Linked DNA regions of Homo sapiens: region 1 is linked to region 2. The links are chromatin loops, found by intact Hi-C in ENCODE. Cell type or tissue: endothelial cell of umbilical vein. All regions are shown on one strand. Links, peaks and the distances in the headings refer to the core of each region. The heading gives the core; the rest is flanking DNA. Region 1 holds the start of CDCA7L (cell division cycle associated 7 like). Region 2 holds the start of SP8 (Sp8 transcription factor).

Region 1 (16,176 bases), core at 5,537-10,536, 1.2 Mb after region 2:
AGAAAAAGAGGGAATCCTCCCTAACTCATTTTATGAGACCAGCATCATCCTGATACCAAAACCTGGCAGAGACACAACAAAAAAAGAAAATTTCAGACCAGTATCCCTGATGAACGAAGATTTTCACATTGGCAATAAAATACTGGCAAACCAAATCCAGCAGCACATCAAAAAGCTTATCCACCAGGATCAAGTTGGCTTCATCCCTGGGATGCAAGGCTGGTTCAATATATGCAAATCAATAAACATAATCCATCACATAAACAGAACCAATGACAAAAACCACATGATTATCTCAATATATGCAGAAAAGGCCGTCAATAAAATTCAACACCGATTCCTGCTAAAAACTCTCAGTAAACGAGGTATTGATGGAACAGATCTCAAAATAATAACAGCTATTTATGACAAACCCACAGCCAATATCATACTGAATGGGCAAAAGCTGGAAGCATTCCCTTTGAAAACCAGCGCAAGACAAGGATGCTCTCTCTCACCACTCCTATTCAACATTCTGATTCTTCCTATCCGTGAGCATGGAATATTTTTCCATTTTCCATTGCCAGGGCAATCTGGCAAGAGAAAGAAATAAAAAGTATTCAAATAGGAAGAGAGGAAGTCCAACTGTCTCTGTTTGCAGATGACATGACTGTATATTTAGAAAATCCCATCGTCTCAGCCCCAAAACTCCTCAAGCTGATAAGCAACTTCAGCAAAGTCTCTGGATACAAAATTAATGTGCAAAAATCACAAGCATTCCTATATACCAATAATAGAGAGCAAAATCATGAGTGAACTCTCATTTACAATTGCTACAAAGAGAATAAAATACCTAGGAATACTACTTACAAGGGAAGTGAAGGATCTCTTTAAGGAAACTACAAACCACTGCTCAAGGAAGTAAGAGAGGAAACAAACAAATGGAAAAATATTCCATGCTCATGGATAGGAAGAATCAGTATCATGAAAATGGCCATACTGCCCAAAGTAATTTATAGATTCAATGCTATCCCCATCAAGATACCAATGACTTTCTTTACAGAATTACAAAAATCTACTTTAAATTTCATGTGGAACCAAAAATGAGCCTGTATAGCCAAGACAATCCTAAGCAAAAAGAACAAAGCTAGAGGCATCATGCTACCTGATTTCAATCTATACTACAAGGCTACAGTAACCAAAACAGCATGGTACTGGTACCAAAACAGATATACAGACCAATGGAACAGAACAGAGGCCTCAGAAATAACACCACACATCTACAGCCATCTGATCTTTGACAAATCTGACAAAAACAAGCAGTGGGGAAAGGATTCCCTATTTAATAAATGGTGCTGGGAAAACTGGCTAGCCATATGCAGAAAACTGAAACTGGACCCCTTCCTTGCACCTTGTACAAAAATTAACTGAATATGGATTAAAGACTTAAATGTAAAACCTAAAACCATAAACACCCTAGAAAAAAACCTAGGCAATACCATTCAGGACATAGGCAGGGGCAAGGACTTCATGACTAAAACACCAAAAGCAATGGCAACAAAAGCCAGAATTGACAAATGGGATCTAATTAAACTAAAGAGCTTCTGCACAGCAAAAGAAACTATCATCAGAGTGAACAGGCAACTTACAGAATGGAAGAAAATTTTTGTAATCTACCCATATGACAAAGGGCTAATATCCAGAATCTACAAGGAAATTAAACAAATTTATAAGAAAAAAAAAAAGAACAACTTCATCAAAAAGTGGGCGAAAGATATGATACTTCTCAAAAGAAGACATTTATACTGCCAACAAACATATGAAAAAAAGCTCATCATCACTGGTCATTAAAGAAATGCAAATCAAAACCACAATGAAATACCATCTCGTGCCAGTTAGAATGGCGAACATTAAAAAGTCAGGAAACAACAGATGCTGGAGGGGATGTGGAGAAATAGGAATGCTTTTACACTGTTGGTGGGAGTGTAAATTAGTTCAACCATTGCAGAAGACAGTGTGGCGATTCCTCAAGGATCTAGAACCAGAAATACCATTTGACCCAGCAATCCATTACTGGGTTTATACCCAAAGGATTATAAATCATTCTACTATAAAGACACATGCACATGTATGTTTATTGTGGCACTGTTCACGATAGCAAAGACTTGGAACCAACCCAAATGCCCATCAATGATAGACTGGATAAAGAAAATGTGGCACATATACACCATGGAATACTATGCAGCCATAAAAAAGGATGTGTTCATGTCCTTTGCAGGGACATGGATGAAGCAGGAAACCAGCTAAATTATCAGCAAACTAACACAAGAACAGAAAACCAAACACCACATATTCTTATTCATAGTTGGCAGGTGAACAATGAGAACACATGGACATGGGAAGAGGAACATCACACACTGGGGCCCGTCGGGGTTGGGGGACTAGAGGAGGGATATCATTAGGAGAAATAACTAATGTAGACGACGGGTTAATGGGTGCAGCAAACCACCATGGCACATGTATACCTATGTAACAAACCTGCACGTTCTGCACATGCATCCCAGAACTTAAAGTATAAAAAAAAGAAAAAAAAAGATTATCAGCCGTTTTATCACAGAAACCTTAAAGGTCAGAAAGCAGTAGGATGATTTATTTGTAACATATTTAAAATGTAGAAGGGAAAAAAACTATCAAACAAGAATTCTCCATCTGGTTAAAAAAAAAAAACTGCCCTTCAAAAATGAGATAAAAATTAAGACATTCCCAAATAAACAAAAGCCAAGGGAATTCATTACTACTGGCATTTGCAACAGAAAATGCTGAAAGGAGTACTTCACATTTACATGAAAGTCACTACACCGTAACTTTGTCAAAGCCATACAAAAATATAAGGTTCTCAGGTAAAGGTAAATACATGGACAAATATAAAAACTAGAGTATTATTGTAAATTTGGCTTATAACTCTACTTGTTATTTTCTAAAGGATTAAAAATACTTACGAATCTGTTCATGGATACACAACACATAAAGATGTAATTCCTGATCTCAATTACATAAAATGATGGAAAAAGAGCTATATAGGAGTAGAATTTTTGTATGTCGCTGAAGTGAAATTGGTATCATTCAAACCAGATTGCTATAACTTTAGAATGTTATATGTAATCTCCATGGTAACACAAAAACTATCTAAGAAGAAAAGGAAATGAAATGAGAAGAGAGTCAAAATGTGCCAATACTAAGCAATCAACTAAACTCAAAGGAAGGCAATAACAGAGGAAATGAGGGACAAAAAAGCCATAGGATATACAGAAAACCTATTTCTTAAATCACAAGATTAAGTAATTCCCCACCAGTAATTACTTTAAATTTAAATGTGTTAAACTCCAAATCAAAAGAAATTGACTGGCAGGAAGGATTTTTTCAAAATAGGATACAACTCTACACTATCTACAACAGACTCACTTTAGATCTAAAGACACCAATAGGTTAAAAGTAAAAGGACAGAAAAAGATACTCGATGCAAATAATAACCAAAAGAGAGATGGAGTGGCTATACTAATATGAGACAAAATAGTCAAAAACTGTTGTGAAAGACAAAGACATTACAGATTGATAAAAGAGCCAATTCACTAGAAGATAGAACAATTATAAATATATACACACACCAAACATCAAAGATCCCAAATATATGAAGCAAACACTGACAGAACTGAATGAAGAAATAGACTGTTCTGCAACAACAGATAGAAACTTCAACACCCCACTTTCAACAGTGAACAGAACAAGACAGAGCAATAAGGAAACAGAAGACTTGAGCAACATTATAAACCAACTAAAACTAATAGCACTCAACCCAACAACAGAATAAACACTTTTCTCAAGTACTTACAGAAAATTTTCCAGGACACACTATATGTTAGGCCACAAAACAAGTGTGAATATATTTTTAAATGACTGAAATAATACTATCCTTTGTTACAGTAGAGTGAAACTAGAAATCAGTAACAGAAGGAAAAATGAAAAATTCACAAATATGTGGAAATTAAATAACATATTCCTAAACAACCATGGGTCAAAGAAGACATCACAAGGGAAATTAGAAAATACTTTGAAACAAATGTAAATGAAAACAAAATTTACCAAAATATATGGGATGCAGCAAAAGGCACTGCTAAGAGGTAAATTTATAGCTGTAAACACAATAAAAATGAAGATCTCCAACCAAAAAACAAACCATACACATTAGGGGAACAGGAAATGTATAGCACACCAAACCCAAAGTTAGCAAGAGGAAGGAAACAAAGATTAAAACAGATATGAATAGAATAGATAATAGAATAAGAGAAAAATCAATGAAGCCAAAAGTTTATTCTTTGAAAAAAAAAATCAACAAATTGGCAAATCTTAAGCTACATGACTAGAAAATATACAGAGAAAACTCAAATTACTAACGTTAGTAATGAAATTGGACATTACTACCAATTTTACATAAATAAAAAGGACTGGCCAGGCGCTGTGGCTCACGCCTGTAATCCCAACACTTTGAGAGGCAGAGGTGGGTGGATCACAAGGTCAGGAGTTCAAGACCAGCCTGGCCAAGATGGTGAAACCCCATCTCTACTAAAAATGCAAAAAAATTAGCCAGGCTTGGTGGTGGGCGCCTGTAATCCCAGCTACTTGGGAGGCTGAAACAGAGAACTGCTTGAACCCAGGAGGCGGAGGTTGCAGTGAGCCGCTACTGTGCCACTACACTCCAGCCTGGGCGACAGAGCAAGACTCCGTCTCAAAATGAATAAATAAATAAATAAATAGGATTTTAAGAGTACTATAAACAACCGTATGCCAACAAATTGGATTATCTAGATATAATGGATAAATCCCGAGAAACAAACAACCTAGCTAGATTAAATTATGAAGAAACAGAAGATCTGAATATATTTGAAATAAGGATTTTAAGTAGTAATCAAAACCCTCCCAACAAAGTAAACCCCAGGACAAGATGGCTTCATGGGTAATTCTACCAAACATTTAAAGAAGAACAAACACCAGTCTTTCTCAAAGTCTTCCAAAAACTTGAAGAAGGAGGAACACTTGAAACTCATTCTATGTGACCAGCATTATCCTGATACCAAAGCCAGAGAAAGATACTAGAAAACTATACAGCCATATCTCTTACGAATACTGATACAAGAATACTCAACAAAATGCAGGTAAAACAAATTCGGCAGTGTAGCAAAAGGATTATACAAGATCACCAAGTGGCATTTATTCTAGGAATGCAAAATGGTTCAAACACATAAAAATCAATTAATGTAGTACACCCTATGAACAGAATAAAGGGGAAAAACAAAGATCATCTCAACTGATGCAGAAAAACATCTGACAAAATTCAACACCCTTCCCTCATCAGAAAAAAAAAAAATAGAAGGAAACTTAAACTCACCAACATAAGGCTATATACGAAAAACCCGCAACTAACAAGATACTCAATGATGAATGGAAGATTGAAAGCTTTTCCCCTAAGATCAGGAGCTAGACAAATATGCCTGCTTTTACCACTTCTATTCAACGCAGTATTGGGAGGTCTAGCCAGACCAATCAGGCAAGAAAAATAAATAACGCATCCAAATTGGAAAGGAAGAAGCAAAATTTATCTCTGCTATAAGAGACGTGATTATATATGTAGAGAACACTAGAGATTACACAAAAAGTAGTTAGAGCTAACAATTAGACATTGCAGGACACAAAATCAACACAAAAATCAACTATGCTTCTACACACTAACAATGAACAATTATGAAAATTAAGAAAACGATTCCATTTACAATGGCATCAGAATAATAAAGTACTTAGAAATAAGTTTAACCAAAAAGGCGAAAAAAGCCTTGTACACTGAAAACTACATCCCCGAAAAAATCAAGGAAGACAAGGAAATGGAGAACCATCCCATGTTCATGGATTGGAAGGCTTAATATAAGGTGACAATACTAACTGAAGCTATGTACAGACTCAATGTATTCCTTCTCAAACTCTCAGTGACTTCTTTCGTAAAAACAAAAGTCCATCCTAAAATTAATGTGGAATCTCAAAGGACCCTAAATAGCCAAAACAATCTTAAAAAAGAAGAACAGACCAGGCGCAGTGGCTCACACCTGAAATCCTAGCACTTTGGGAGGCTGAGGTGGGCAGACTGCCTGAACTCAGGAGTTTCAGACCACCCTGGGCAACATGGTGAAACCCCATCTCTACTAAAATACAAAAAAAAATTAGCCAGGCATGGCAGCATGTGCCTGTAGTCCCGGCTACTCGGGAGGCTGAGGCAGGAGAATTGCTTGAACCCAGGAGGCAGAGGTTACAGTGAGCCGAGATTGCACCACTGCACCCTAGCCTAGGTGACAGAACAAGACTCCATCCCTTAAAAAAGAAAAAAAAAAAAAAGAACAGTGTTAGAGGACTCACATTTCCTGACTTCAATACTTACTACAAAGCTATAGTAATCAAAACAGTGTGGTCTTGGCATAAAGGCAGACATATATATCAATGGAAATGAATAAAGAGCCCAGATACAAACCCTTGCATATACAGTTAACTAATTTTCAACAAGGATGCCAAGAATAATGGCAAAGAACAGTATTTTCAACAAACAGTGCTGGGAAAATTGGATTAGGTTGGACCCTTACCTTAAGCCATCTATAAAAACTAACTCAAGATGGATCAAAGATCTAAATATAAGAGCTAAAACTATAAAACTCATGGAAGAAAATACAGGGGAAAAGTTTCATGACACTGAATTTGGCAATAATTTCTTGGATATGGCAACAAAAGAAAAATAAATAAACTAGACCTCAAAATTAAAAACTTTTGTGCAAAGGGCGCTATCAAGACAGTGAAAAGGCAACCTATATAGAATGAGAGAAAATATTTGCAAATAATATCTAATAAGGGATTAATATCCAAGATATATAAATAACTCACTTAACAACTACAAAAACCCAGTTAAGAAATGGGCAAAGGACTTGAATTAACATTTCTTCAAAGAAGAGGTACAGGTGACCAACGGGCACAAGAAAAAAATTCTTAACATCACTAATCATTGGGGAAATGCAAAACAAAACCACGATGAGATACCACTTTATGCACATTAGAATGGCCATTAAAAAAAAATCCAGGAAAGAACTAGGGCTGGCAAAGACGTGAAGAAATTGGAACACTCGTGCACTGCTTATGATGATATAAAATGACACAGCCACTGTGCCAAACAGTATAGTGGTTTCTGAAAAAATTGAATTTAGTATTATCATATAACCCAGCAATTCTACTTTTAGGAACACACACCCAGAACAACTGAAAGCAGGGACTGAAGCAGATATTTGTATGCCAATGTTTATTCATTGGTATTTACAATAGCCAAAAGGTGGAAACAACCGACAACATAAATAGATGAGTAAATAAAGATGGTATGTACACATAAGAGTATTATTCAGACTTTAAAAGAAATGACGTCAGGCACAGTGTCTTATGCCTCTAATCCCAGCACTTTGGGAGGCCAAGACAGGAGGATTGCTTGAGCCCAGGAGTTCAAGACCAACCTGGGCAACACAGAGACTCCATCTCTACCAGAAATTTTAAAAAGAAAAATTAGCCAAGCAGGGTAGTACATACCTATAGTCCCAGCTACTCAAGAGGTTGCAGTGGGAGGATCACTTGAGCCCAGGAGGTCAAGGCGCAGTGAGCCACGATAGCACCACTGCACTCCAGCCTGGGCAACAGAGTGAGACCCTGTCTCAAAAGAGAAATAATTGAAAAAAAATTCTGATACATACTATAACATGGATAAACTTTAATAACAATGTTAAGTGAAATGAGCCAGTGACAAAAGGACAAATACCATATGATTCCACTCATATGAGATACCTAGGATAGTCATATCCTCAGAGACAGAAACTAAAACAGAAGTAACCAGGGGCTGGAGGAAGAGGTCATAGGGGTAATTGTTTAGTAGGTAGAGAGTTTCAGTTTAAAATGATGAAAAAGCTCATGAGAGATCAGTGATGGCGGCACAACATTGTGACTATACTTAGTAACACTGAAAGGTTAAAAATAGTACCTTTTATTATGTATATCTTACCACAATAAAAAGCCCCACAGGGTAGTCAATGTTATGTTTAAAAGAGAAGAAATAAATGGGAAGTCATTTTAGATATGTATTTACACAGGTCTTAGAAGAGCTATTCAGCAGATGAGTACCTAATGAACTGGAATTTTGGCAGAGATCCTGGGAGTGAAGTGAACCAAATCACTTGGGAAGTGTGAAGTAATTTCCTCCTCCAGGGAGGTCAGCAGATAGAACATGTGAAGCCAATGTTAAGATTTCTCTGGAGTCTAAAAGATTATCAAATTGGACAAGTCTGTTCTCAGTGTTTTCCAACAAGGTGCAACTGACGTTTTGGACAGAACAACTGCTTCATCCTGTAGGACTCTCCTGCCTGCCACATGGTACTTAATACCCCTGAACTCCAAACCACTTACCAGGGGCATTCCCCTCACCCTCATCACTCTAACAATCAAAAAGAAACCCACCCACGTTTGTTACCACGACTACCATGACCCCAGATCACTCAGATGACAACCACAGAGTGATTGAATCCAAAACTGAAATAGGAGCACCCTGGTCTGTTAGGATATGACAAGCTATAAAGCAGTAGCAAACAACCCTAAATCTCAATCAATAGCTTCAAACCAAAAAAAAAAAAAAAAAAAAAGGCTTCCGTCTTGTTCACATTACATGTCCATCACAGGCCAGCCCAAGGCTCTATTCCACACTGTCCTCACACCAGAACCTGGGCTGATAGAGCTACCACTCTGCAGAATGCTGACAGATGCAGTGGCAGAGGGAATGAGATACAGTAAGTGGTATGCTGGCATTTAAATAATTCACTTAGAAGTGACATATAGTACTTCTCATATTCCACTGGCCAAAGCAAGTCAAATAGCCTTGACTGTTTCAGGGCCAGGAAAGTGCAACCCTACACCACTTACCTGGAAGGAAAAGAACCAGCCCTGATGACTTCCAAACTATGCCTGCGAAGTGCTCTGAAAAGTAGAAAACGCTATATAAATGTTAATTAAAAGAGTATATTACTAACAATACTACTTTGCCCTTCCATCCATTCAATGGATATTTATTAGGCATCTAATACATGCTGGACATCGTCTCCTAAGCATCAAATATATGCCAGACACCATGCTAAGAGAGCTGATGAAAACTGAGTCGTAAGTGGTAGGGTAAGAGAAACAATCTTTAAACAATTCCAGTGTGGTATGATAAATGTGATCAGGGAAGTCAGCCCAGGTACTCCAGAAGTTCCCAGGGCGAGCACCTGAGCCAGCGGTGGGGGCAATGGATGGGAAGACTTCCAGGAGCAGTAACCTACATAGCTGCAGGATGCAGTCACCCTGGAGAACCTGCTGTAGATGCACAGGTGGAAGCATGAATGTGGGCGCTGTGGATGGGGTGTCCCTGCCTTCCGCCAAGTCAATGAGACCAACTTGCCACAAATTCCCCATAGCCCTAATCTGCAGTCACTTCCACTAAATGTCCACTGACACATTTATAGGTTTTCTTGGTTTTCTAGGCAGACCGGATGTAAAGAACAGATTTCTGGGACTACTCTCCACTTTCCCCCCAACTAGAACATTCTATGAGATGCTCTAAGTTCAAGGAGACAACATTCTTTCAGTCCAGTTATCATAAGCTTGGTTCTAACCTCAGCAAAAACTGCTTTCTTTCAGCTAATATAGCGCAACAAAAGGGGAAATGCCCTAGGAAAACAATGTGTCAGAGGCTCCTAACCATTGAAAATCAGGCACATTCCCTTTATGAGATATTAAATACATTATAAAGAGTTATTAAAAATAGTGCAGACTCCAACACAAGCCGTAAGATATACAGTATACCACCCTGAGATATTTATTTCCTCTAATAAAGAAAAAAATATTTTTTCAACAGAAAATACATAAAATACACATCTAGAAACACTAGACAGTCACTAAAAATGAAAACTGTAAAGATCTCTACGCTACTAGGAAAAGTAATGCTGATAGTGCTAAGGAAAGCAGATTCCAACAGCAATCATACTGTAAAGGTTAGACAAAGATGACGACTGTGCTACAGGCAAACACTTCATGGAAACTGCAGAAAATGGGGCACGGAGAGTAGGGGAAGCAGAGAAGTGGTTCAGTGCAGCTTACGGTAACATGTTATTGTTTGTACAATGCAAATTTCACATAAAAGTCATTCCTATGTAAAAGCTTGGTGGATCTTATTCACATTCCCAAACTGACTTTTACAGGCAGTATAAAGCATAATCTGGTGAGTTCCTAAAAAAGAACCAGACTAGCTGCTGTTAACACTCCAGCCCTTCTAGTTAAAGGGAGGAGGGAACAGGGCAAGTTTCCTGACTCACCAAGGCCCGGTGATTCCAGCAGCAAGGGCCAATTCCTTACAAATTGCCCTGAGCAAATTAGTCAATTTAGCCTTATCTTTAAAAGGCAGATAACACAACCTACTTCACAGAACTACAGTGGGGATTAAATCTGATAACTTTTAAGTACTTAGCACAGCATGACTTTTAAAAGGAAGTGATAGTTTCCATTCCTTGGGGGCAAAAAAGGATGGCTCTTAAGGTCTCCCTCTACTCTCCAAACCCAAGGTCCCCCAGGTCCCCATAGCACAGAGCAGGAGCCAGCTGAGCTCTGGCAAAAGCAGAAGAGGAAGGGAGTTCAAGCATGGCCTTCTGGTAGAGAGTGTGGGGAAAGAGGCGTGTTTTCTGTGTCTTTGTTCTTCCACCCTACCAATGCCTAGCACATAACCGGTGCTCAACTGACTATCTGATCAGTGTACTAACCCAGTCAGCAAGCCCTCTATCCTCAGCTGATGATCATGAAGGAAAACAGGCAGGAAACATCAACGATTTATTTGAACTAAAGCTCAGGCCCCTTGCACTGTGAGACTCCACACTTTATTTCTGTGCTGCATGCAGGGTGCTAGCATTTACTACTATGGAAGATACATTTTTCTGAGTGTTAACTTCAGTGGTATTTACCAAATATGCCTCTGAATGGTCCTATTTCAAAAAAACTACAGAAAGCACTGCTTTTCATAAACAAAAAGAACAAAATGGCCCCAGTAGTATTTTCTTATCTCTATCCCTACCTACTTTAAGTAGCCTGTAATCTATTCCATTTTGGTGAATAAAGCCGAGTCTTTTCTAAAACAAAACTGTATACTGGAGGTAAATATTCTAAAACATAACTTTGAGTAAAGGAAAACTCTCAAGAGCAGTTTAAATGTAATGCCTGGCTTATTCTATTCCAATGATGTTCTAATCTTTTTCATTAATTTACTCTAATGTTTGTAATTGTTTTAGGCCACAATTATCTCATTGTTTCCTGGCCTGTGTACCTGATCAGAATCATTATGATCTCTGAGGTTTTCGCCTGATTTTTGAGAATCCTGCTCTGCTATGGATGGGGTAGCCAGCAGAACACAGAACAACCAAGGAGCGTTTTAAATACAAGACTATTAGAGTGGCAAATCATTGTCCTTTCTGTGACCAGCTTCTGGGGCTCTGGAATTACATGTTAAACAACAGGATCAGATGGGAGCACTTTGCAGCTAAGAGACCAATACCAGAAAAATACCCCTTTACCCCTTCAACAGCGTGCTCCTGCCTATTTACAAGAACATTTAGCATCATTTCCTTCTCAAATGGGCCATCCTGTACTCTGGAGCTAGAACAGAGTACGAGGAGAACACTGACATTCAGTGCCTACCAGTTTCTCTCCTACGGAGCTGCAGCAAGCTGGAGCTCCCATGAGCTGCACTGTTGACAGCTCTTAGTCAGGGATCACACCCTTGCCTTTACGAGCTATTTCTGTCATTTTATATAAAAGCACAAAGACACAGTGGTCAGCACGACAAGACTACAGCCTGGGGGAAGCGTAATCACTGTCAGAGGACATCAAATCCAACACACTGGTGGGATGGCAGGAAAGCAGACTCGAAAGTAGTTCAGAGTAAATGAGTCTCCTTGTTTGCTTCTTACTCATAACATTAGGCCTAAGCTGCTTTGCTGAAACACTTAGCTCTGCGCTTTCCAAGCGATAGAAATTATACTTACTCCAATGTGTGAGATGAAAACCCACTGCACACTGAGCTGAGCGACATTTGATGTGCAGTAATGCCACTTCAGGTGGTTCATCACATTGCTTTATTCATAAGGCTGGGGGACAGGGTGGAACCACACGAATTTAACATCTTGCTGTGCCTGAAATGTTCATTAAGTGTTCTTATCCGCAGTCACCTGCCCACCCCACAGAACCACTCTCCACTAATTTAGAGACTATAATCTGTGCACATTTAAATTACGATGAACAGGAACATTTCCACTGGAAAAACCATCACACATCTTTGATTTGCACTGCCAATTAGGTCTTCAGAAAAGGAAAAAAAAAAAAACCCTGATCATCTTACATATAGTAATTTGCCTTAATTGGTGCATAATGGATCGGATATAATTTGTGGGTAACCCCTACATGATAAATAGTTTATTTAACATTTTAGAACTACCAAAAATTAGCCTCATTGTGTGGCAGTAAACGCTCACTTCCAACTACACATTCTGGGACTTCTGAGTTTCCTAAGCATGAATTATGAATATCAGTAGTGGAAGTGCAAAGAACTCTCCAGCTTAACAACAGGAGTGACACATTCCAGAAACATTTTCTGATTACATTCACAAGGAGCTCCGGAGTGATAAATTCCAGATACATTTTCTGACTAAACTCACAAGGAGCTCAAATCTCCATCCAGAGGGTTTGTTTTTTGTTTTTAGTCCTGTAGCAACAGAAACTCCTAGAAGGTTAGGACGCCAGCCGGAAGTGGTGGCTCACGCCTGTAATCCCAGCACTTTGGGAGGCCGAGGCAGGTGGATCACCTGAGGTCAGCAGTTCAAGACCAGACTGGACAACATTGTGAAACCCTGTCTCTACTAAAAAAAAAAAAAAAATACAAAAAATTAGACAGGCGTGGTGGCGGGCGCCTGTAATCCCAGCTACTCGGGACGCTGAGGCAGGAAAATTGCTTGAACCCGGGAGGCGAAGGTTGCAGTGAGCCGAGGTCGCGCCATTACACTCCACCCCGGACAAGAGCGAAACTCCGTCTCCAAAAAAAAAAAAAAAAAAAAAAGGATGCTAATACACGGTAAAAGCCAGTGGCAAAAAATAAAAAATCGAACCCTGTCTCATTCCGTAGGCTTTACTGTTTCCCTTGCTTTTAATAGTTTATCTCACAGGAGGCATTTTAAAAATATTCTCAGAAACATCAACAACAGATTTTTCTCAAGCGACCATTTTCAGGAAGGCTTCAGAAATTACTAAAAGGCCAAAGCTACCGTTAGTGGCTCAGTCTTTGCCGCCAGACTCGGGCAGGTGACAGCGGTTTGGGCTCGGGCGCCGGGCACTCTGCGCCTTCCAACGCTGGCGGCCCCGCCTCCCCTTCTCCCGGGCCAGGCACGCAGGTGGAGGAAAGTAAACACCAGTCGGAAGCAAGGTGGAAGCAGTGAGTCTCGCGACTCTCAATAAAACAAGTGGAAAAAAAAAAAAAAACAATCCTCGCACAAAGCATCTCCGTGCTCCCACAAGCAGAGGCGTGGCTGCTTGTTTCCCTTTTTAAAGGTTGTATTTTTAGTTCTTATGAAAAATGTTTTTATTGCTTACTTCTAAGTAAACATGTATCTCCATTACGATAACGTAGAGAAAAGCTCTTTTAAGAAGTAAAAAGAGAAAACTGAAGTCACGTTCACATTCCCACTACTCACTGAAACGTTTGGGGGAACTTACTCAAGTGTTTGCTAATGAGTTTTAAAGACGAGTTAGGCCCTTAACGCGTAATTGGGGTCGTGCTGTGCATATGATTTGGGATCTTGCAGCTTGTTTAACTCGGCCCAATGACGTTACCATTTCCCCCAAATGGTTACTAATTCCTTGAAAACGTTTACAAAAGTTCTAGAATAAACACTAAAGTTATTATTTTTAAACTCCATTATCCAAGTTGGACTGGTCTGGCGATCGACTGTTAAAAAAAAAAAATTACAACTTTCTTAAGCTTCCTGATCTCTGTGCCAATTCCCGGAGAAAGTGTGGGGAGTGCACAAAAAAAGCCCCTCCCCCGTCTCACGAGGGCTGCAAACGCAGGCGCTGCGCCCCGCTAGCTCCCCGCCTGCACCCCCGGCGGCCACCCGAGACTGAGCAGAGCGCCAGGCTGAGCGCGGTTGTGTGCTGGGGCGACCGGCCTCTGTGGTCCGCGTAGCACAAACGTGACCCACTGCGCACACCTGCAGGGCGCGCCCACTCCGGCACTCAACCGGCTGGGCGCGCCAGATCCCCAGTGCCGCAGCCAAGGGCCACGTTTCCAGCCCAAGGCCAGCAGGACCGGGTGGCAAAGGGAAGTCAAACTGTGGGTGCGTCCGGACGGCGGCGGGCGGCCGGACCCTCACCTGGTAGCGAGTCGCCAACTCCATTCTTCCTAACCGGGCTCCAGTCTCCTCCCAGCACGCGGCCACGGGAGCCCGGACTCACCACGGCCCGGCGCACCAAGAACGCCCCGCGCCCGAGCAGCTAGCGCGCTCCGCCCGGAGCACAGGCGGGCCCCGGGAGGGGCGCACTTGACGCCCTGGACAGGGGGAGCGCGTTGCGCTGCCCCCTCGGTGCCGCCTCACTGGGCCTCGTGGCTCCGATCACGTTCCAACTTCGCGGCCACTGACCTTGTCTTCGCAGGCGGCGCGAGAGGGGGCTGCAGTTGGGCGCGGCAAGAGCAATTACCAGTGTTAGGGCGCCGGGCTCCCCCCTGCAGCAGAGGGAGGGAGTGGAGCCGTCCGGCGGGGTTTAGCGCGGGAGAAATGAGGGGGCTGTCCCGGCGCAGCCTCCAGCTGGCACGCGCGCTGGATACTTGGCAGGGTTTATTCCAGGTCATGCCCTGGGGCGCGAGCTTCTGCTGCAACCCCTGTCTCTGATCCAGGCAAATATTGTAGGGCGGCTTTGGGGCTTGTTTTGTTTTGTTGTTGTAACGGGGCAGGGTTCTCTTTGGGAAGATTCTGTCTCCCAAAACATTTGCTACAGGGTTCACTTTGCAGAACAGGCAACCCAGGTTTCTTTACCAAGGCCCAGGTGGACAGATGCAAACCCGCCTGAAACTTTAGACGGCCATTACACAGTAGGCCTCCACACCCACCAGACAAAGAGTTTGTAGAGGTCAGGAATGCTGACTAATTTAACAGAATTGACCCCGGCATCTACTAAGCATCAGGCACTGGGCTAGTCCTAGGAACAGAAGGGTGAACAAAAACAGGCCCCTGCTCTGTTGGAGTTTACAGCCTGAGAGCCAGTTACCAACCTAATTGCATTATTCTAAATAAATACAATAATGATGCAAATAAGTGTAATAACGATGTAAATTTTATAAATTAGATTTATAATTAATATTAATTTGATACCACTATCAATGACAAATGTAATGATGATGCAAATAAATGTAAATTTGGAGCGATGATGCCATGAGAAAAAAGGCAAGTGGTATTAATGGTGGTGTGAAATAGGAAGACAATCTGATAGAGGTCAGGGAATACTTCTTAGAGTTCAGATATGAAGAGTGAGGAATTAAGTTTGTGGAAATTGTGGGAGAGTTGAAGTAGAGAGTGGGGAGAATGGTAAATGAAGTTGTCCTGAAATCACAGCAGGTTTGCTGGACAGTGTTGCACACCTATTTAGAACCGTGGTCATAGGTTTACAGTAGAGCATCCTGTACGCATAGGACCTTCTGCAGCCCCTCTCAGCTGCTTAGGATCTGACGTTCATCTTTTCTTTATTGAACGAGTGAATGAAATTTGCCAAACATTTACTCAAGCTTGAAGAGAAAACATGGAAAAGGTTTCCTTCCTTCCTTTGGTTAGTTCAGCAAACAACATGTGTTATGTGCTTTCATGTTCCAGCCCTCAGTGTTCTCACTTCCTGGTGGTAGTAAAACCAATACAACATTGTGTGACTTAAAATGTTTTGTTTTTATTGGATAATGTTATTTATTCATTATGGCCACTTCATTTTTATTATGCTTTAGAGTTTTCCTTCACATGCAGTATC
Region 2 (16,176 bases), core at 4,108-9,107:
GCCGGGCGTGGTGGCGGTCGCCTGTAATCCCAGCTACAGGGGAGGCTGAGGCAGGAGAATCGCTTGAACCCGGAAGGCGGAGGTTGCAGTGAGCCGAAATTGCGCTGTTGCACTCCAGCCTAGACAAGAGCGAAACTCCATCTCAAAAAAAAAAAAAAAAAAAAAAAGCAACATTTCCGGTAGATGGACTTTCAAAAACGGTACTAGAATACCAGGAAAAAGCGACAGCTTGTAGCGGGGCTTTATTCCGAGTTCTAGGTCACCTCAAGCCCTCCCCGCTGTCCCTAGAGCTCTCCCACTGTTCGTTAGGAACCAAAGCAAAATGTATAAGGCTGCTTTCCTCACCGCCAAGAGACTCCGCAGAAAATTAAATTAAATTAAACATGCGCCGAGGGACTAGGGAAAAATAGATCCCCCCTCCCCGCCGCTGCAGCAAATCAACATTTCTGCTCACAGGGAGAGCAGCGAATCTAAAGACATGGCCACTGACGCGCATCCCCTTAAACCGCAGCGGCTAGGGTCCAGGATGGCAAGGAATTAGCGGCTTTCCTTTAATCCGGAAGCAGGGAATAAACAGGGAGAAAATTCTGAATCTTATTTTTAAAATAACATCAACTATTTATATTGAGCAGTCTTCAAAAGATGCCACCCAAAACCAAAGCCCTGACTTTAAAATGGGTACAGCATTACTATATTTCGATTCCTTACTTTAACACCATTTTCTTGAAATACAGGCACAGAATTGATCTTCTGCGCCATTTTTTAAAAAGGAGGGAGATTGGGAGGGAGAGAAGGAGGAAGAAAGGAAGGAAGGAAGCAACTGCAGAAACCATACTTTTAAAAAGAGAGAGAAGGATAAAGATGTTGGTAATATCTGGGTTTTTCTTAGGAGTGTAAAGAGAAATAATGCCTGTTTGGACAGAAGCAGCAAAAATCAGTAGTAAAATGAACAACCACAGTTTATTCAAAATACCTGCATCAAATCAATCCCTTTTTGAGGCTGTTTGTACAAAACACTGAGCAAAATTCTTAAATTCTTCATGATAATATTTATCTTTACCATCTTAGCAAACAGATAATAATCAAATCCACACTTTTTTCCCCCTTTTTCTGCCTTAATTTATCAGCCAAAAAGATCATCTGACCTTTGAGCAATCCTCTACAATATTTATTTTTAAAAAAATTCCTCTACAAGCCTTCTGTAGCATTCCATTTAATAACCTCACCAAAAGATCCATGAAGATGAAAATGATAGCAAAATTATCGATCTGCCTACTTAGGAGTCCAGTCTCATCACCTGCTTGTCTTTAAATTTTAATTTCAGTATTCTCTAACCAAAGGAAGCCCAGTTGAGAAGTTATGCCAAGATTCCGGTAGGAGCAGGGCGGAAGGAAGGCAAACCCATTCAGGAGCTTTTTCCAGCATCAGTTGTTCTGAGAGGAAGTCATCATATTGGTTTAAATTAAGTTTCTTACATAAAATATTTCAGTTGGTAATCCAGCCTCAACAAATCACAGTTACACATATCTCAGTGAAAGAGATCATCCACAAAGAGAGAAGGTGAGGAAGGAAGGAGCCAAAAAAGGAGAAAGCAGGATAGGGAAGAAACATTCAAGTTTGTAGAAGAGATGAGGTAGGAAATGGAAATGGTTGGATTGGCAGCCCTTTCCAGACTCTGGAGGGTGGGCTGATATATGCTGGCCTGACTTCTGGGTCAACAACTAGTTTAACTCTATCTTGATCTGCCAGACTGGAAGCTTGTCCCTTGGTTCAAAGTGAGACCTGGCCTTTGACTTCACTTGAGTGAGCCTCCAGCTACTGCCAGGAAGTGCTTTATCAGGGACAAAACAGGAACAAAAAAAAAAAAAAAATCACAATTTGGTACCTCATCTTCTGTTTTCCCAAAAGAACCCTGCCCACCCTGCAGAAAATTAAGCTAGAAATACTGTTCCATAACCACCAAAACAAACCAAGCAAAGCTAGAAGGGTGAGGAGCCAGAAGGAAGAAAGGGAAAGTTTGCACATCTGTACAGCAGAAAAAATGTCCCCCTTCAATCACCCCAAAGAAATCTTCTTCCAGACAATATTTCTCCTTGTCATAACCCACCTCTTAAATCAATGTTGATTCTGCATGTAATGCAACTGATATTATAAATGTACCAAGCAGCTTTCCTCTTACCTGCCACTACATTTAACTCCTTCAGAACCGCTCTTTCCGAATCCCTCAGCATTGCAACTTTCAATAAAAAAGAAACAACACTTAAACTGTGTTCTGCTTGTTATCCTAGGAAGAAAGTGACAGAAAGAAACTATTTTACTTTTAAAATCCATTATTTAGAACTATAGTATACCAAAGAATCAGAGTTAACTTGTTTGTCTAGAACCATAGAGACTGGAGGCCTCAAATACCTGCATAGACAGCAGGATTAAAGGTGTCACCTACTTGGACACGAGCTATATTATTCTAAAACATCTTTTATCCCTAATTGCTTTTTCCTCTCAATTTACAGTGCTCATAGCACTTTGTATTTTCACTTGCTTCTATGCATTATAATTACCATATATAGATTTCAATGGAAAATTTTTCAGTTCAAGATGTATACCAAGACTATACTTAGGGTGGGGAGATTGCAAACAGAAATAAAGAAGCTAAACTTGTAAGAATCCAAACACACTAACTTTTTATTCAATTTGATTCAAAATAATAATATTAATCTAATAGTGAAATAGTGATATAACATCAATCAACATTTAGAGTATTTTATGTTTCAAAGTATGGCTCAGGAACACCCATTGCTAAATGCACTTAGACATAACAAGACAGTATTTTTTATTGGCATCATTGACACCTATGAACAATAGCCTAGTAAATAGATTAAGGTTTAACCTTCCTTTTCTTTGGTGGCTGTTTAGAGACTTTAAAAGAACAGATAACTCATTTCAACAGGAATCTACTACTGATATTTACCTCTACATAATCTTTAGCTAAGACTTGGAATGCCAAAAACAAGCTTTTGTTAGCTTGACCTCCTCCACCTCCTAACAACAAAAGTTATCCCCAAACCCATGTTTTTATTTTAGATGTATTGATCTTCCAATGTAAGGCTTGGCCTTTTAAATACTAATGCAATCAATGGCCAACAACCTGACTCCTTCTGGAGACTGAGAAGGAAAGAGAATGGTGAAATTTCTTTGAATTGTGACTTAGTACAAATTTTAAGAGGTCAGTAAATCCTGATGCTATGAGCTAAATCTACTGGTAAATAATCAATTACATTCCTTAGACACTATAATCTTTATCTTGGTAAACAGAGAAAACACAGCTTTGCCAAATAGATCTTTCCATCTAACATCTTAAAGGTAATTATTTAAATATTACCACAAACAAGGATATATTTTGTTTAAATTAGACAATTAACTGAAGATAAAATGCACGTCCATAGTTTAAAAAGGGGAAAAAATACAAATTAACTGGCCTAGTCTTTTATCTGAGTTTATTATACCATTTAAAATATTACAAATAAATCAATTACATTTCATGCATTTAAAATGCAAATCTAAAATGCTCCAGAGAAAGGCTTTTCATTTCAATGTGAAATATCCAAATTATTTCAACATTACAATGAGCAATTAGTTTGCAGAATCTGCAAACATTTAAATGTAGTGTCAGAAGTATTTATTAACAGTTAACAATATTACCTTCAGGAAATACACAAAGGCCAAAGTTAGTCGAGTTTCACTTGGACAATTTATTTAATACATGGGTTTTGGCAGACCACTTATTATGAAATATAGGAGAACTCTCACTTTAACTATGCCTGAACTGCCAGCAAATGCAAATAAGTACATGCTCCATTAAATTAAATGTCATCCAACATTTATCAAATATTGTCTTAGTTACAGCTTGATACCTATCTAAATTCATATTCGAGCAAAACTAGGCCCCGAAAGTGCGTTTGTGGCTCTGCACCTCCAGAAGTGAGTTCAAAAAACCTGCAGCTCATCAGAACTGCAACAATAACTCTTAATATTTTCTTGTGACAAAAAAAAAAAATCAAGTTTACTTCAATATATTTTCAAATATTTACTGGAAGTAATGTACAAGAAAAATACTATACAAAATCGTCTCCTGGACAACTGCACCTCACACCCTTACACTGGCGGAGTTATATTTAATTGGTAACTAATCTAGAACGATTCTCCAGTTGTACAAACCATTAGGTTCAGATATATTTTACAAAGGTTCTTTTTTATTTTCCCTCTTTTGGTATTTAAACTACAGCCTCGTCTGAAATAAACGATAGCTTCTTCACTTGTTTGTAAGTTTAAATCACACACAAAAAAGTTTAACCCTACGATCTTCATGAATTGAGAGAATTTACGAAATTGGTACTATACAATTGACGGCCGGACTAACAAAAAAGATTGGGAGGTTATGTTTGGGAGTGGTGAAAAAACGAGGTAGAAAAGGACAAACATGGAGATAGTTAATCTGGTCTCACCGGAAAGGAGTATTTTTGCATAAGAAAAAAGCACCTACCCTCACCCCCGCCCCCACCCCGTAAGTTAAGTTAATGCAGTCAAAGTAACTTTGGGATCAATATTAGCAGTTTCGAGAGAAAGATTGCTCCCCGTTAGAGGAAAAAACTATTATAGAAGGGAAACCAAATGGAAGGTTGCTATTTTCCCCCTAGTTTTTTTAAAAATAAAATATATGCTATAAAGATGAAAGAAAGCTGCTGCAGCGATTCGACAAGACTGCCCTTTGCTGAAACTTGCATCGGTTCCACCTCAGGGAACAAAGAAAAAGAGGCAGACTGACATTGGGAGATCTAAACTCTACAAACTCTGGGTCTCGGGCTGCCAAAAGTCACCCCCACCAAGCCCCGACAGCCTGAGTAGGACGTCCGGCGATGCCCAGGGGCCTGGCAGGGTGCTCCGAAGCCGAGGTGCTCAGTACAGCGGCTCTGGAACCAAGCAGCCGTCTGCCCGGGCGGCGCTGTTCTGCCCAGGCCTCCAGCCTCTCCCTCTCCACCGCTCCGCTCAGGCTTGTCAGCCGAGCCGCTCCTGCCCGCGCGAGGCCCGCTGTCTACCAGGCACTGGATTAGTCCAGCTCTACCTCCAGTGGCCGTTCCCTCTAAAAGTTACGCCCTTCACAACCTGGGGGGTGGAGGAGGGGAGGACAAGGAAGAGAGAACGAGAAATAAAGGCCCGACGAGGCGCGGGTTCCGGCTGCAACGGGTTCAGGCAGCGTTACCCGTGGAAAGGGAAAGCCAGGGCCCGGGACAGCGATGCGTGTTACTTACTTGTCCATATCCCCTTTACAAAGTTAAGTCACAGAAGGAAGAAGGAAGAGGGGCAGAAACAGAAAGAGACAGAGAGCGAGTCGGATGCAATAGGGAAAGGCTGGAGTTGAAGTCCGGACAGACAGGGCCCAAGAGGACTTGGTGGGAGGAGGTCGGGGAGAGGGGCGGGCGCAGGGTGGGCGTCACTCTAGGCCGTTGCGGTGCCCGGGCTCGGGGGGCTGCAGCAGCTCTGGGGAGTGGCAGGGCGGGCTGCCCGCGGCGCTGTGCTCGCTGTCGGTGTCGCTGCCCTTCTTGCCGCCGCTGCCCGAGCCCGCCGAGCCGCCGCCGCCGCCGCCGCCACTGTGCGTCTTCACGTGCTTGCTGAGGTGGTCGCTGCGCATGAAGCGCTTGTTGCAAACTGGACAGGCGAAGCGCTTCTCGCCGGTGTGGGTCCGCAGGTGCCGCTGCAGCTCGTCGGAGCGCGTGAAGCGCTTGCCGCAGAAAAGCCAGTTGCACACGAAGGGCCGCTCGCCCGTGTGCCAGCGCAGGTGCGCCTTGAGGTGCGAAGTCTTGCCGTACACCTTGCCGCAGCCCGGGATGTGGCAGCTGTGCAGGCCCTTGCGCCGCAAGCTCGCCCCGGCAGGGCCCAGCCGCTCTGCCTCCTGGCAGTTGGGGCAGTCGCAGGTGGCGCGGCCGGAGTAGCGGCGAGCTGAGGAGCGCGGGGAGCCCCCCAGCGGCGCCGAAGGCCCAGCGCTCAACATGGAGCCCCCCGCGCCGGCCAGCGGCGACGGGGCCGAGTCCGGGTAGGAGCCGGGTAGCACTGGCTTGAAGCCGTCCATGAGGTGCTGCCCGGCGGGGCTGAGCAGGTGCGAGGAGGCGCCGCTGCTGAAGGCCGAGTGACTCAGGCCCGAGTAATCCGAGTTGTAGCCTCCGAGCGGCGAGTGCAGCGAGGTTTGGAGCCCCCCGGCGGCAGGGTGCAGCGAGCCGGGCAGCGCAGCCGCGCTGTTCGGGTTCTGCACGTCGATCCAGCCGGCCCCCACGTCCCACCAGCTGGAGGCGCCGGCCGAGCCCACCTCGCCCGCAGCACCCAGGCCCGGGTGCGAGGGCTTAAACCACGACTCGTACGGGTGCGCCATGCCCACCCGCGGGTAGATGCCCTGCAGCCCGTCCACAGAGGTGTGCACCTTGGAGATGAACACCGGCTGGTGGGAGCCGTCCTGCGAGTGCGCGGAGGAGCCGCCGCCGCCGCCCCCGCCGCCGCCGCCGCTGCCCCCGGAAACTCCGGGGGCCTGGAAAACAGAGTAGTCGTTGGCGAAGGGCGAGCTGGAGGCGGCGGCTGCGGCGGCGGCGGCGGCGGCTGCGGCGCTGCTGGAGGTGAGGGAGAAGGCGCTGGAGCCAGGCGAGCCGCCGCAGCTGAACGAGTCGGACACCAGGGCCGCGGCAGCCGCGGCTGCTGCCGCGGCCGCCGCAGCCGCCGAGGACGAGCCGCCGTTCCTGGAGGCCCCGGACACGCCGAAGCTTGAGAGACTGGAACCCACTACGTTGCAGCTGGCGGAAGAAGAGGACGAGGAGCGTTTCCAGGGGTGGAAGCCTTTGCCGAAGGAAGAAGAGCTGTCCGAGAGGGAGGAGGGAGACGGGCTGGGGCTGCCTATCTTATTACAGGTAGCGGCAAGCATGGCCAGAGGAGTCGATCCCAACCTCGGTTCTTCCTGCGAGGAGGAGAGGAGAAGGAGTGGGGGAGGGGAGGTGGGCAAAGGGCCGGTGGGGGAGGAAAGGAAGAAATGTGCATCAGTCCTTCGGTAGCCTCCAAAGCGCCCCACTGCACCCCATCTCTCGCTGCGGCGCGCCGCCACCAACTCACCTGGCACCCCCAACAGCCCCGGCGCCCGGCCGCTTCCTACTCTACAGGAGGGGACAAGTTTGGCTGCCGGCGTCTGATTCGGGAGCAAGCACCACGCTAAAGAAGAGTTTGACAAGTATTCTCACCTAAAACAACACTCTCTTGCACACAAAGCCCCAGACACTTCGTAACAAACAAGCAAAAAGTCCAGATTGGAGAGGAAGGAAGTTTTCTTTGCCGAGAAGCCTGGGGGAAAACCATTGGATTGCTTTTAAGAGCGCTTCCCTGTAATCCGGAGAGCTTTGAAAAACCTGTTCGGGTCCCCAGAAACCCATCCTGGGTTGTTTCTCCCAGGCCAAAAGAAATCAAACTGTAGGGCTCACTCTTTCTTCCTGCTTTTCTTTCTTTCTTTTTTTAAAAGCATATCTACAGTAGTAAAAACGAGACGAGTTCAACGTACCTGCGAGACAAGGCGGGCTGCAGAATTTTTTTTTAAGGGTTAGGGGAAGAATCTGCACTTTGCCCAGAAGGAAAAACTTGCTCTCTTTACCCCCGAAATCGGTGCCTGTAAAATGGGCTGGACGCAGGTCTCCCGGGCAGGGAGCAGCGAGGCGCTGCGCGGTGGCTTGTCTAAATGCCCTTCGAACCTTTTCCTGCGCTGAAAAAAAGTGACTCTGCCCCCTTCTCCCCCTTTTTCTTTTCTCCAAACTCACTTGTATTTAAAGAAAAAAAAAAAAAGCTCTCAATAGAGAGACTGATAGCCCGTGGCCTGGCCGGGGCGACTTTAACCCCCTCCAATCGGCAATAAAAGGAAACTAATTAAACCAGCAAGAGAAAATCCTGAGACTCACCCCTAGAAGTGAAGTTGCCATCACACAAAAGTGCCCTCCTCCTCTCAGAGGATCTTTTTTATATTGATAAATCAGAGGCAGTGTTTTTTTTAGAGGTGTGCAATACAATGATCAGTTCCGCCCATTCCACCACAATTGTAGCTCCCTCTCCGGCTTTGAAGTGCCGCGGAGGCGCGGCCAGCCAATCTGCGGCCTCGCCGGGCCGCGCGGCGCGCGCGCCGTGAGGTCATCGGCGCCGCCGCCTGCCGCCGTGGTGGAAGGGGGAGTGGGAGCGGAGGGGGCGGGGGCGGCTGCGTGTGTTACAAAGCGCAAAGCGCGCGCTCGCGTGTATGAGTGTGTGTGTAACAATGTAACTGTGTGCGAGTGTGACCAGGCGTAGGAGAGGACAGTGCGGAGACTGGAGGGAGGGGGGATGGGGGTGTGACACCGTAACAGTGACAGTGTGGTAAAGGCGGGGAGTGGAGAGAGTGCAGAAAAGGGAGGGTTGTGTGATAAGATAACTGCGTGTGCGACAAAGCGGGGTAGAGGGACAGAGCAGTTAAGTGTTGGGAAGGGTGTGAGTGTACGGTAGTGTAACTGACAAACCTAGGGAGGGAAGAGGGACTCAACTGGGTGGGGGGTGAGTGTGTTTGGTGTTGGGGGAGAAGGAGGGCTGTGAACATGTGTATTTGTGCGACAGAGAAGAGGGAAGGGTGTGTGTGGGCGCTTGTGTTGTGTGCGCGCACCAAAGCTGGTAGTGGGGAATGGGAACAATGCAATAAAGTGTGTGTTTGTAAGAGAGAGACTGTCGAGCTGAAGAGAGAAACCGACTAAGTTGATGGAGGCTGAGTGAATAAATATTCACAAACGCTGCCCCTGTCGCCAACTTCCTTTGGCTCCTTGTACCTAAAATCTTGAGTGATTTTTTTTTCTTAACTTGGTAAACAGCGTCACTACATTTTTGAAGAAGATCTTTAAACCCACCTTTTCTTTCCCGGCTCTCCAACGAAATAGTAGAAAGGTTGAGAGGCTAAGGGTTATTTTTAGGGATGCGTTGGGACGTGGATGCGCGCCTGCGCGCCCATGAGTTGTTTCTTTGATGCCGTGGCTTTTTTTTTTTTTTTTTTTTTTTTTTTCCCTGAGGTGGAATTCTGCTTTAGAAGTGCACGTCTCACTCTAGGGGAGGAGGTGTGTGTGTCCCGTGGTGTTGAGTAAATTTCAATACAAAAGGATTAGATAGAGAAGAGAGTAAGCGAGGGTCGTTTTTTCTTTGGGTAAGAAATTGAAGAGCGTTTTACGGAATTTAGAAATTTTCACAGAAAACCTCACTGCCTCTTTCTGAGAAAAGAATCAGGACTTTGATCGAAATATATGGGTTCTATTTATCTAAGAATAGAGAGGAGCTTTTGACAAATCTTGGACATTTATCCAGGCGTCAGTGTCTAATGGCGATTGGGCCAGAGATCTGTCTATGAGTGTGTGTGCATGTTAATAGATACACTTAGTTCAAATTCGGTGGGGTTTAGTCATTTGCTTGCCATTTGTGTTATTAGTTGCCTTCAGAAATGCCATTACAATTTCACTGCCACCACAAGGGAACTTAAACCGCAGAAAGCACAACACCAGTGTAGCAAAAAGTCCAGTCTTTGTAGCCCTATTGAATATTCATAAGTTATAAAAACAGTTCATATTTTTAACCAGTTACAAGTGCTCTCAGAAGTCTAATTTTAAAATGGAATTAACTAAAATGTGACTAGCTGGGCGAACTGTTTTGTTTTGACTGGGAAAACATTTTTATTTTACTGTTGTGTTTGAACCCCCCTCAAGGATTTCACAGCTTCTAGGGATGTCAAAAAATCTTCCTAGGGTTTACAAAATTTCGAAGTCAAGTTGTATCGTGTAAATTTCATTGAGCAGAGTTGAAACTGATGTTTGTGGTGTGAGAGTGTACATTTCTGACCCTTTTTTAAACGCTGTGGGGATATTGACTGTACATCATATCTATTGATTAAGGGGGTAAGGTATACTCTCATACTTTGAAGTAAGTGTGAAGTAAATTAATGAACTGCTTTCTTTCTCTGAGGGCTGACGCTTACCATAAATGTCGTGTTTCTCCCTGCAAGCCGCTCTGAATGATTTTAGCGTGTTGAGAAGGCGTGACAGGCCAGCCCAGAAGGAGGAAGGGGTGGGGGAAGGAGGGTACTCCGTTTAACAAATAAAAGAGAATTAACTTCATTGCTTTGGTCTCCTTCTTTAATGATATTCATTTTAAGGGCCTAATATACAGTTGTTCAGATTTGGGGTTTAATTCTAATCAATACCATCATCCTCAAAGGTGGAGAAAAACAGCTTTGAGGGGAGGCTCCCATCTATGAATAGTTATTTATTTTATCTTTTTATCCTCCTATCTTCTGGAAGGAAGTGAGGCAGGACTATTAAAAAGTTAAATGCTGATACTGAGAGTAAACAGAGGCGTTAACACTGTTTCCTCAAAAATGCCAGGAATTAGAAAAACCCAGCGTCATGTGACTGCAGTTTTGAGCTACCTAATTCTAAGATTTTTCAAGTGTATAAATTAACTTTAGAATCATATGTCATTCTTCCTATAAGTCACAACGTTGGTGTGGATTTAATGAAAATACTGGATTCTTCAGTTTGTGTAAGATTGGCTTGCAGCATTTGGGGATTTCCACAAAGGTGTGTATGTGCAACTTTCTTCATTATATATATGTATATATATTTTTTATTAGAAATATATGTATATTCCACTTACTTTCATATAAAAAGTGAGCTATTTCTTTCATAGTAGCATTGGTCAAAGGGCATTTTTTTCTTGTACCACCCTTCTTTCACTCCCTCCCCAAAAGAAATGGCTAGTGTTTGTGACATGAGGCATAAGGCAGCTGTGTTAAAAAGAAAAGACAAAGAGAATTATATAATTGACCAAAAATTTTAGCAGTCATAATTTTGCATCTAAATATGCTTGAAACTAGACTTAATGACAGCTCTTTCTCCACTTTGGAGAAGTGACCCAATCATTCTTAAATCCTGTCCCATAGGAGAGAACATCTGTAATCCATTGTTGATATAGCCTGCCTGGCAAAGCATTTCAGGGTGCATACACTTCGGTTTAACTTTTACGATATTGATTATTACTCTTGAGTATTATATTGTGATAATATAGATGTTTGAAAAAGAGGGGGAAGAAAAATAGGAAGTACAGGCTTTCTAACATTAATTAAAAGTTTCTCCACCCCATATGAAGTTTAATGTGCTGGCAGGAAGAGGGGTAGATGGATATTCTGCTGTTTCTTGCAAACCTGTGGGATCCACTATCAATAAAGCTAAAATCTATTAGCATTCTGTATGCATCTGCAGCATAAATTTCATTTGAATTTCAAATTTAATAAACTAGGAGGTTTTTAATCATCCCTGGTTTTATTTGTTTGATATTAACATGCTTATTGACCGGGTCTGGTGACCAGTTTGATCATTACAGGACAGCAAAAAGTTAATTAAAACGACCACAGCCCCTTAATCATATCATCTGTCTCATCCATGTCGCTCTCTTTATTACCGGTGATGATGGATAGTCTCCCAGATTAATTTCTCTGTTTCTTCGATTTGGACAACAGCTTTTGGGACCTAATTTACATCCTGGGAACAACTTGCTCAAGTATATCTAACACCTTGCAGCTACAATATACATCAACATCTCCTTAGATGGAACGGAGAAAGGAAGGTTTTTTGCAGGCAGGTTTGAAGACTAATCAATGCTCGGATCTGGAGGTCTTAGCTTTCACAACCAAAGAAACAGAAGGTCCTAAAAGCAAATTAGAGGCCTCAATTCCTGCTTTTCCTTTTGCGGGAGTAGGAAGTGAAAGATGCCTCTGCTGTTTGATTAATAGATTAAAATGTGTAGCTACAGCGACAAGTAAATAAAGTCATTTGTAACCATTAAGTACAATTAGGGATTTATAGTGGAAAACATCAAAGTTATCTAGGCTTTCAAGTGTCCGGCAGCTCATCTACACCAAATACGGTTTTTGAACTTGTTAAGTGTGGACCACTATAAACAGAGCGTCAAAAAAAAAAAAAAAAAAAAAAAAAAAAAAAAAAAAAAAAGAGAGAGAGAGAGAAAATAAAAGGAAAGGAAAAAAGCCTAATGGTAAAAAATGCACACAAACTGTAGCGCGTACCTCTGCAGGGTACGTTTAAACCCGGCTCTTAGCATCTCGGTTTCTAGAGCGTTGGCAGGGACATGCAGCTCTGGAAGCTGACCGGCGGGTGCCCGCGGGAGACAGAGCGAACGCAGTGCTGGCACTGCGTCCCTGGCCTGCGCCTCTCCCAGAATGGGAAGACGACCCCCAACCCCTTGACTAGTGTGCGGGGTCCTCGCACGCGGACGTGTTGGCTACTAAATAAAGCGTGAAGAGGGATCGCTGGGTAGCTGAGCGCCGCCGGCGGCCGCCGGGAGCAGCGAGCTGAGCCAGGTTGGGTGGGGGTGTTTCCTCGTCGAGAGCTCTCTGGTCAAAGTTTCCTTCCCGCTGGAAAACAAAAACAAAAACAAAAAACAAACCAAAACCAAAACAAACAAAAAAAAAAAACCTGGCTAGGCGTGGACCTGTGAATTCCTGAGGGGTGCCCCTTAGCAGTCCATTTCTCTTTCGTGTGGTTTTACTAAGAAGTTACCTAACATTTCCTGGGAAGAGAGGTAATACAAGCCCCTCGCTGGTGGCAGATTGTTGAGCCGTAGGTGGGAAGAGATCAGTCGGCCAGAGCCCAGAGAGGGCTGTATTTTCCTGATTGGAAAATGGGAACTTCCACGCTGAACAATAGCCTCTATTAGTGAGGTTATTTGGTTCCAAACTGTCCGGCCACATTTATAGCCGAGTCCTTACTTTTCTGGTAGTGCTTAATTGGATGCATTTGTTGACCACAACGAAGCAATAGTGACTCTTGATCTACTGGCACAGGAGCTTCTTGGTGATGAAAAGCGTTGCCTTGATGACTGTAAATAAATGAGACCACTTGAGAGAGCATTTCCTATTTTTTTCTTGACTTGATATTTTTCTTCCATTCTCCTTAATATTTACTTTTTCTTCTCTGCCACTTCAAAATGTTCAAAAGTTAGGGACACTTTAATTAAAAGAGATTTACTTATCTGACTTAGCATATTACCAGCTTTGATTTATTTTAGCTGGGATATTCAAATTGCATAGTTAGAAGACAAGCGGGACTTTCCCCATGTATCAAACAATCATCTTAGTAGTAGGTAAGTTCATAGATAGGAAAAGTATAAAGATATTTACCAAAATTGATGTTCAAAATCTCCATCTCTGTGTACAGCCTGTATTAAAGGAAGAAAACAAAACACCTTTCCCTATTTATTGTCAACACACATAATGTTCATATCTTCATGCTATGTTAATGTGGCCTCGTGCTACTTCTACATTCAGGCTTGCACTCTACAGTACTTTTTATATTCATCTCTGCCAGCCCATGGATAAAATTGATAATTAATTCTACAGCACTTTGTATTTCTCCTTCATCATATAAATGAAGGAAACACATGTAGGGAAAAGAGTTTGCTCATTTAGTGTGAATGGTGTGTGTTTGTGTGTGACTGTCGTTCAAGGCAAGAGAGCAAAAGAGAAGCTTAGACATTCAGATGAGTGTGTCTCTGATTTTTTTCCTAGAATGGATTTGTTTCTGTTATTTTCTCTTTTGGTATTATATATCACTTTCTTACAGCTAACATGCAGAGTTAAAAACTACTAAATGCTTATCCTCAACACTATTGATTTCTTTTCATTCTGTTCTGTTAGTAGAGGAGGTAATGCTCCCAGATTACCCCGGGGTCTCCTCCAGACGGTTGACAATTGCAATCGCAGTTTTGGGAAGATAAATGTTACTCTGGGAATTGTGTTTAATTACAAATAATCTAGGAGCTGCTCCAGGTCTCTGGGTTTAACCACACATGTGTTCAAATCACTGTATAAGGTTTACAAATGTGTGATATTTGTGAAAGGGGATACAATTCACTTTCTAAAACCAGGGGACAAACTAGCATGCTCCCACTTTGGGTTTGTCAACAGATTCTTAGAGATAACACTACCCAAAATAACACCAATGACCAGAAAGTGTGGCGTCTTCGAGCACTTGAAAGCCTAAAAAATTGTTCATTGGAGTTTACTTTCAGGTCAGTTTTATTAAAATGAAAATCTGAAAATTAGCCATGCTTTCTTGAGTTCTCAAAGTCTCTTGCACAAGTCCATTTGTGTAGAGAATATTTTTGAGTCTACATAAGTTTTTTTTAATTTTATTTTATTTTGACAGAAGTTTTGTGGATGTCCCCTGAAATAGCTCAATGGTTAATTTTTACTGTTCCTCTTGTAACTCAGCTGCTACCTTTGTGTGTGTGTGATTCTTTGCTTATATGGCAGCTCAATTAGTGTTGTTTGTGTGTGTGTGCTCGGTTTTTTCTAATAGTCTTATTAACAAGAAAAAAGGTGGCGAACAGGTTATTCTCTTAACCTGACCTGGCTCTAAGAGTAAGATGAGCAGCACTGAACAGATGTCCCCATTTAAGCCGTTCTTTTCCCACATGCCTGCTGGATATTGCAGGCGCGCAGGAAGCTCGCTTCAAACCTGGCCCATTTCAGGCCATAATGGCCACGTTATTTCGGCCCAGTGAACACGAACAAAATCGCGTGCTTTAGAATCATTCGACTCTGAGTCCAGGAAAAGCAGGGGGTGTGGTGGCAGTGGGGGTGGCTAGGGAGGGGTGTATATGAGTGGGGGAGCCGATTTCATCTCGGATCGCAGGAAGAGAACTTGCTCAAAAGAATTTTTCCCCAGCAAAAGTGGTATAATTTACAGCGCAACTTAATAATCCGAGGGGCAATGCAAAAGCCCTTTGCGTTGTAAACCGCTTCTAATTACCTGCCAGAGCAATTAGCTGACTATCACGAAGAAATTAGATCGCTCAATGTAGCATAAATAATGCGAATAATTTTGTAAGAAGAATGGAAAGCGAGACCTGGTGTTTCTTTATAAGGAAATAACACCTCGTACTGTAAGAGCCCTCCATGAACACATATTAATGTCTAGGCATGCATGGCAATGAGTCCGAGCAGGAGCCCTCTGGCTGCGGTTCAGCACTTTTTCCGTTTACGTATGCGGGGTGAAAGTCGGCTTCCAGGCGTTCGATCTCCAGCCTTCCAGCTCACAGTAATTAACACATAGCGACTTCAATGGGAAAACCTGTTTTCCAGATGATTTTTACAATGCAGCTTTATGTCTCATTTGGCAGTTTAAATAGCTGGAGTTGTTTTCTGGCTTCATCTCTACTATCATCTGTTGAGCATATTTTGCTTAGAATATTGAATCCCAACCAAAATTTGGGTGCAGGCTTTTGCTGACTTTTATTTTCTTAAGAAGTGGGGATATCAGGAGCCATTTTGAAGGATACTAGAGCAAAGAATTCTTGTGAGGACCTGCTAGTGCCAGCAGATATTTGAGTTCCTGAATGCGTTTACAAAGTACATTGGGATATTTTTGTGTATGCTTCACTTTAACTTTTTTATTTAAAATCTACCTTAATTATATTTTCTAACTAACTCACTTCTCTTGAGTGATTGTGCCCTATACGGGGGTTCAGATGGTGAGTTCTCATATTTCTTAGCAAAGAAAAATAAAAGTAAAGCTGCAATCTAATTTGGGAGGAAAGCTGAAGGTGCATTTAGGTGTCTGAAAGCAGTATAAGCTCTTTGAAATTTACTTGGTTTGTAAATTACAAGTGCGAAAACAACTTCCAAAGATGTTTGGAAAAAGAATATATGCACCGACACCTATATAGACAGACACACACACACATACACACACACACACACACGTGAAGTTGTCGCCTGCCCACAACTCCACCGCTTTCCTGTGCCGCCCAAGGGAAATGGGTCTCTCTTGAGCCCGTCTTTCTCTAGTAAACGAGGTGGGTCATACGTCTATGTCAAATTGAATCAGCCAGGACAGCTTCCGTGGTAATTAAACTGGACGTCTGTATTGGTCACAGCAAAGGGTGCCTTGTGAATTCAGGTTTTACTTGGTGCATCACAACTGTCAGGGTGAATCCCGCCCCCCACAGAGGTCTGAGTCATGGGTTGCCACTCTCCCACCACCCCTGCCAGCTCATCCCTACCCATCGAAAGCTTTGGCCCCGCTC

The links. A loop is a pair of places that touch in the nucleus more often than their neighbours do. Peaks named below come from ENCODE experiments on the same cell type or tissue, not always from the same donor. Only the 100,000 strongest peaks of a DNase experiment are listed, where the experiment ranks them.
Region 1: it touches region 2 in a loop (3-fold over the local background); 2 of 110 quality-filtered maps call a loop at or near these places.

What each region holds. Positions count from the first base shown.
Region 1 is chr7:21,931,244-21,947,419 of GRCh38, forward strand. It overlaps CDCA7L (cell division cycle associated 7 like), which reads right to left and starts at 14,656. Exons shown (of 10, transcript NM_018719.5): 1 at 14,538-14,656. The coding sequence starts at 14,561. RefSeq lists enhancers at 10,331-10,951, 14,465-14,614, 14,610-15,320, 15,005-15,254 and a silencer at 14,275-14,324. In endothelial cell of umbilical vein, for the core only: no CTCF peak of the experiment used is centred there; a DNase peak (open chromatin) is centred at 8,268; H3K27ac peaks cover 1,087 bases.
Region 2 is chr7:20,778,802-20,794,977 of GRCh38, forward strand. It overlaps SP8 (Sp8 transcription factor), which reads right to left and starts at 8,085. Exons shown (of 2, transcript NM_182700.6): 1 at 7,977-8,085; 2 at 3,478-6,994. The coding sequence starts at 7,997. The coding sequence ends at 5,489. RefSeq lists enhancers at 4,463-5,123, 14,208-15,482. In endothelial cell of umbilical vein, for the core only: a CTCF peak has its summit at 6,251 (motif pointing left); a DNase peak (open chromatin) is centred at 8,140; H3K4me3 peaks cover 3,730 bases; H3K27me3 peaks cover 3,307 bases.